2 separate regions of the Homo sapiens genome follow, and region 1 is linked to region 2. Evidence: read pairs that join two places in POLR2A ChIA-PET (ENCODE). Cell type or tissue: OCI-LY7. All regions are shown on one strand. Links, peaks and the distances in the headings refer to the core of each region. The heading gives the core; the rest is flanking DNA. Region 1 overlaps DTNB (dystrobrevin beta). Region 2 overlaps DTNB (dystrobrevin beta).

Region 1 (2,916 bases), core at 127-2,626, 110 kb before region 2:
TTTTTCTTCTATTCTGTTCCATTTCACTAACTAACCTTTAGAGTTGTAATGTTAGAGTCAGATACGTGAGCTGACATTAGATTTTCAAGGAAAGGATTTTGAAATCTAAACAAACTCAAAGGGATAAGTTACTTTTTGGGGGAGAAACAAAGCAAGAATTCCCATTTGCAGCTTTCGTAACTCTATTTCCCTATGAAGATAAAACATAAATTGGTACGCATTTCCAAAATGGACGTACTGGTTTGTTTAATATGGTCCTGCATGAGCCCGCCTGTCTGACTTCATTCCAGCATTGTTCTCTGCATTCTAGCCACAATGTCAACTTTCAGGTCATGCGACCTCCAGCCTCAGGGCCTTTACATATGCTGAAATACCCCGCTGGGCATACACTTCATTCTCTTTACCTGGTTAATGCTTGGACACTCTGTTGTTTTGGCTTCAGCTCATTCCTCCTTCCATCTCACTCTTTGCATCTAGGTTTAATTCCTTATCTCCCGAATTATAACCTCCGGTAGTTAAATCTTAGTAGTTAGGAGACAGGACAGTATCCCTGTCCCAGCTTGGCCACTTAGCACACCATGTGACCCTGGGTAGTTTTTTTTTTTTTTTTTTAATCTCTCTGAAGCTTAGTTTCCTCAACAAGAACGTTTTGAATAATAAACTAGCTAATACATGCAAAGCACTTAGAATAATGACTGGCACAAAGTAAATATTCAATAAATACTAGCTATTAGTATTACTCTTTTAGGATGAATCTTACTGTGACCTCTCTGTCCTTGTGAGAAAGGGTCTTTATTTCTCCTTTTGACAGTTCATCTAGTTCCTTTTGGTATACTATTCAACCGTCTGTTTTTATAAGGAAAATTCTTAAGGTTTTTTCACAAACACTGGTAACATTGGATGTAATCGACTGTTTTATTTAATTTTTGAGACAGGGTCTTGCTGTGTTGCCCAGCCTGGAGTGTAGTGGCATGATCACAGTTCACTGCAACCTTGAACTTCTGGGCTCAAGCAATTCTCCCACGTCAGCCTCCCAAGCAGCTGTGACTACAGGCACATGCCACCACACCTGGCTATTTTTGTTTTTTTTTTCTAACTTTTCATCTTTTAGTAGAGACGAGGTCTCACTATGTTGCTGAGACTGGTCTTGAACTCCTGGGCTCAAGCAATCTGCCCACCTTGGCCTCCCAAAGTGCTGGGATTACAGGTGTGAGCCACTGTATCTGGCTTTGTTTTTAAAGGGATTTTTTTTTTCCTTTATAAATTGTTGTATTGTTTCTGGGGAGAAATCTAGTAGTGAATCCCTTGTAGATAAAGTAACGTCTTATGTGTTTGCTTTCTGAGGATTCTATCTTTGTATTCTGTAGTTTCACTATGATATGTCTAGTTGTAGAATTATTTTTATTTATGTATCTGGGGACTCATTGCGATATATTCATCTGAGAATGAATGTCTTGAACACATTTTGGAAACTTAGCCATTAATTCTTCAAACATTTTTTAACCCTAATTCTATTTTCTTTTTTGGAATTCCAGTTACATGACTGTTGGTTCTCTATCTCCCATATCTGAAGACCTTGTTTCAGATTTTTCATCTTTCTGTGTTGTGTTTTGGAAAATTTTCTTAAATATATTTTCTAGTTCACTAATTCTCTATTCATGTGTCTAATCTGACATTTAACCCATCCACCAAGTTTTAAATTTCAATAACTTTTGTTTTAAAAATCTGTAATTTCTATGTGATTTGTTTTCAACTTTGTTCTTTTAAGACAGTATTTTGTCAGGTTTTTAATTCCTTCTTTTAGGTCTTTAGAAATCTTAAACATAGCTATTTTATAGCCAATAACTCTAATATCTAAAGCCATTGAGGGTCTCATTTTGCAAAGTCAGCACAGGGGTTCAAGTTTAGTTGGACTCTTTCAGTGGGAGCACTGTTAGGTCTCAATTGAGAATGTAAGCAGAAATTTATACTGTGCTGCTTCTACCAGGTGCCTTGGGGTTAGTTTTAATGTTAAAATTTCACCTTGGTGATTCTCAAACTATAACGTAATGTAAATGTACCCAAAGTAAGTATAGACAGGCCTAAGGTTTTGAATTTCCAGAGGAGACGACTTCTTCCACTGCAACAGGAGACCTATAAGCTTTCTTTTTCTGTGTGCTGGCAGCTAGTTATCTTTTTTTTTTTTTTTTTTTTTTGAGACAAGAGTCTTGCTCTGTTGCCCAGGCTGGAGTACAGTGGTGCGATCTCAGCTCACTGCAACCTCTGCCTCCTGGGCTCAAGTGATTCTCCTGCCTCAGTTTCCCAAGAAGCTGGGATTACAGGCGTATGCCACCACACCTGGCTAATTTTTTTTTGTATTTTTAGTAGAGACGGGGTTTCACCATGTTGCCCAGGCTGGTCTTGAACTCCTTACCTCAGGTGATCCACCCACCTCGGCCTCCCAAAGTCCTGGGATTACAGGAGTGAGCCACCATGCCCGGCCTAGTTATCTTTTATACAACATATTCACCAAGGGTATAATGCTTCAAGGGCCTACCTTAATGTGAGAACCTCATTTCCAACTCTTCACTTTGCACGTAACCGAGGTTTTGCCACACAAATTCCTGACAATTGACATTCAAGCACAGGGCAGGGGTGGCAGTAGTAGTGACAGCAACAGTAGCTCTTGGCCTGCTTTGGTTTTCAGTTACTTTTCAATTCCTAGGAAATTGAATTCTCTTCTACTTATTTTCAGATCCCAACTCAAGTAACACTTTCTCACAGAAGCTATCCCTTACTCTCCAGAATAGATCAGGCACCTGCTCTACACTTCCACAGCTCCCTGCATTTTTCCTCCACTGCACATAATAATTTGTAGTTATGTTTAGTAGTGTGATTATTTGTTTAATGTTTGTCTCTGTCACTACACTGTTAGTT
Region 2 (2,916 bases), core at 158-2,657:
AACTAGAATCGCAGATTCAAAAACATAAAACTAAGAAAATATAGTGTATTAGGCAACTGCAAATAGTTTAACACTGTCATAGTGCTGCCTGTGAGTGGAAGACATAAATAAGAGTCTCAGACCAAAGACATAACTGTAAAAGCTTTCAAAACATTACTCTGTAAGAAAAAACTTTCATGTGTTATAAGTCATCTTTGTATTAGAAGTTGCTTCTCGAATACAGACAGCAGACAGTTCTCTGGCACTCAAATGCAGTAATGGGTTCCATGGCAGAACTGAAGTAGGAAGGAGTGTGACCAATATTTCAGGTTTAGGTAAACAAAAGTTCTAGTCAGCTAAAACCAAAAAAAGCAGAGCACACAAATACTATGGAAGTAGATCCACAGGCAGCCAGGATCCCAAGAAAGGCAGACTGGAGTTAGAGGGAGTATGAGAGTTGGAAGACTAAGAGGTCTTCCCATGTGCTTCTGTGTATGGTGGCACTCTCCAGGGCCTGGAACTGAGATGTCACTGAATGAATACCAGGACAGAAAGCTCGCTGCCCTGTTTAGACAGCCCATTGTATCGCTACACCGGACACATCACAGTTCCAAAGCTGTCACAAGTGCTACCACAGGTCAAAATAGGAGGAGAGCCAGCAGTCCACTGACATCACACATGGTACAGACACACTAAAAGCAGCAACAAAAGACTATCACAACTATTATTTAGCACTGCTCTAAAACAGTGTTTTCCAAAGTTTTCTCAAGATAAAAAATGTCCAGGGCCTTTGTTTAAAAAATAAAACAAAGCAGATTCCTCAGCCTCAACCCAGACCTACTAATATTCCCAAGGGTGAAGGCCTGGGACTTTGTATATTTAACAAACAGCCCAGGTGATTCTTTCCAGGGAATTCTGGGAAGCACTGCTTCCCCACAAATTAGAAGTTCTTACTAACACAAAGAGGTAAAAAATTGAGACAGGGGTAAAACTATCAGAAAGTGATTCAGTTGCTGCTTCCTACAGATGATGTAATTATCTACTTGGAAGTCCAAGAAAAGGAACTGAAAAATTATTAGAACCACATATTGACAGAAGAACCAGTGAGACTTCAAGACAGAAATGTCCATGAGATCTCTGAATGTAGGAGTCTTAACCTAAACAAGAAGAACGAGCTGGAACTAAGAACTGCAGAAATTTATTAGCGTCTGGGGTGGAGTGAGGGGCATGTAAAAGCCGGAACTGTGAGAAAACATTCAGAAAGAAGGTGTGCAAGAGAATGCCGGGGAGCACAGGATCTGGCTCATCAAAGGCGATCCAAAGGCTTAATGAGTAATTAACATGCACATTTCATAGCTAGACATTTCGTAGTCACTAAATGAAGATATACAACATATAACACACATGGATTAAATTTATTTAGAGAAAGAGTTCAACCCTAAATCTGTACCTGTAGATCTCAGAAAGCATGAGGTATTCAGGCAATAATCACTGATAAATTTGAGTTAATGCAGAAACAGATAAGCAATTCACACTACTGGGTCACAGAGAACACAGTGATCTTCCCACACATGGAAGCAGAAGATGCACTCTCCAGTGCAGCTCTGGTGGCCATCTGCAAGAACAAAAAAAAGATCTAAAGTTGACAAAAGGGCTGTGGCTAAGTGATGACTGCCACAGGAAATTGCTCATTTGAAGAACTGCTTGGTTTAAGCTAAGTCATACACTTCTTTGTAATGGAAAAACCTCCTTGTCATCGCTCTAAGAATAATCAGGCTACAGTTGAAAAAATGCCTTATTGTTTCATAAACTACACACCAATTCTTTATTTGATCGCATCCATCTTTTTAAACAGCTGGGTCCATTTTGAATGTTCTCGTTTTAAACTTAGCATTTTTGCAGCTGTAAGTGGTTTTATGAATAAATCGTGCATGCAAACAACACAGTAGAATTGGGCAACGTTCAGATGATTGAAAGGAGCAATATCTAAAACATCCCAAGCAACCTACTGAAAATGCGGATAAAGGTTATCAGGATATCCCAGACTATTCCCCCTAACCCTTGGGGGGCTCTAGAAAGTCCAGAATTTCAAAGGGAGGCCTCTGGTCAACGAAGCAGTCACTTTAGCTCTAAGTCAGCTGTCGAATGGGAGAGTTTCAGAGCACTTCTCCCCAGGCCTCCATAACACCATCAACAAGAGTAAAAAGATGAACCCAGAGCCCTGCATGTTCCTGGCAACCAACACCCTCTCAACTAACACATTGCCACAGTGCCATGATCTGCCTATCTGGGGTTAATTCCAGCACGACCTTTATATCAGGTTATACTTTTTAAAAATAAGAAATCCAAGACTCTCACCTGGTTTTTATTCCTGTGAGGCTCAGTACATCCCCTCACGCGACCCCAATCCTCAACTCTCAAAACCCTTCTCCTTGTCTTCATAGTCCAGCATCGGCAAAATCCCTCCTCTGTCCGAGGCTTACGCATCAACCTCTTCTCTGAATGTTGCTTTCACCTACGGCTCTAGGAGGAAACCTGGCATTCCCTGAAGGCTCAGCTTCCCTGCAGCCATTTCAAGTGGCAGCTGCTTTCTTTCTCACACCCCTCAAACAACTAGACCTCCAGGTGGAGGAGAAGTCCTCCTAGAACCACACTGCCACTCTCAGATCATTTTCCCTTTTCCTTAAAACTCCGATTTTGAATGTCGTATAATCAGACCAAAACCCAAGTTGTCCCTCCTTCGCGGAGTCCAACATTACTACTGTCATAATTCTTGTTGATTTCAACATTTACAGTTGATCTTTCCAATGCACTGATCGTAGTGGGATGAATGACGGCCCCCCAAAAGATATGTCCACATCCTAATCTCTGGAACCTGCATTACCTTATATGGCAGAAGAGTGAATATTACCTTCTATGACAAAATTAACTTAAGAA

The links. Peaks named below come from ENCODE experiments on the same cell type or tissue, not always from the same donor. Only the 100,000 strongest peaks of a DNase experiment are listed, where the experiment ranks them.
Region 1: POLR2A ChIA-PET joins it to region 2 with 7 read pairs; 4 of 35 experiments call an interaction of 5 or more read pairs at or near these places.

What each region holds. Positions count from the first base shown.
Region 1 is chr2:25,445,327-25,448,242 of GRCh38, forward strand. All of the region lies in intron 12 of DTNB (dystrobrevin beta), which reads right to left. Among named protein-coding and RNA genes, the nearest start is that of DTNB-AS1, 26 kb to the left of the region's middle. In OCI-LY7, for the core only: no CTCF peak of the experiment used is centred there; no DNase peak of the experiment used is centred there.
Region 2 is chr2:25,556,814-25,559,729 of GRCh38, forward strand. The region is part of intron 8 of DTNB (dystrobrevin beta); the gene reads right to left. Among named protein-coding and RNA genes, the nearest start is that of DTNB, 120 kb to the right of the region's middle. RefSeq lists an enhancer at 1,359-2,054. In OCI-LY7, for the core only: a CTCF peak has its summit at 1,562; DNase peaks (open chromatin) are centred at 1,058 and 1,658; H3K4me3 peaks cover 1,241 bases; H3K27ac peaks cover 1,371 bases.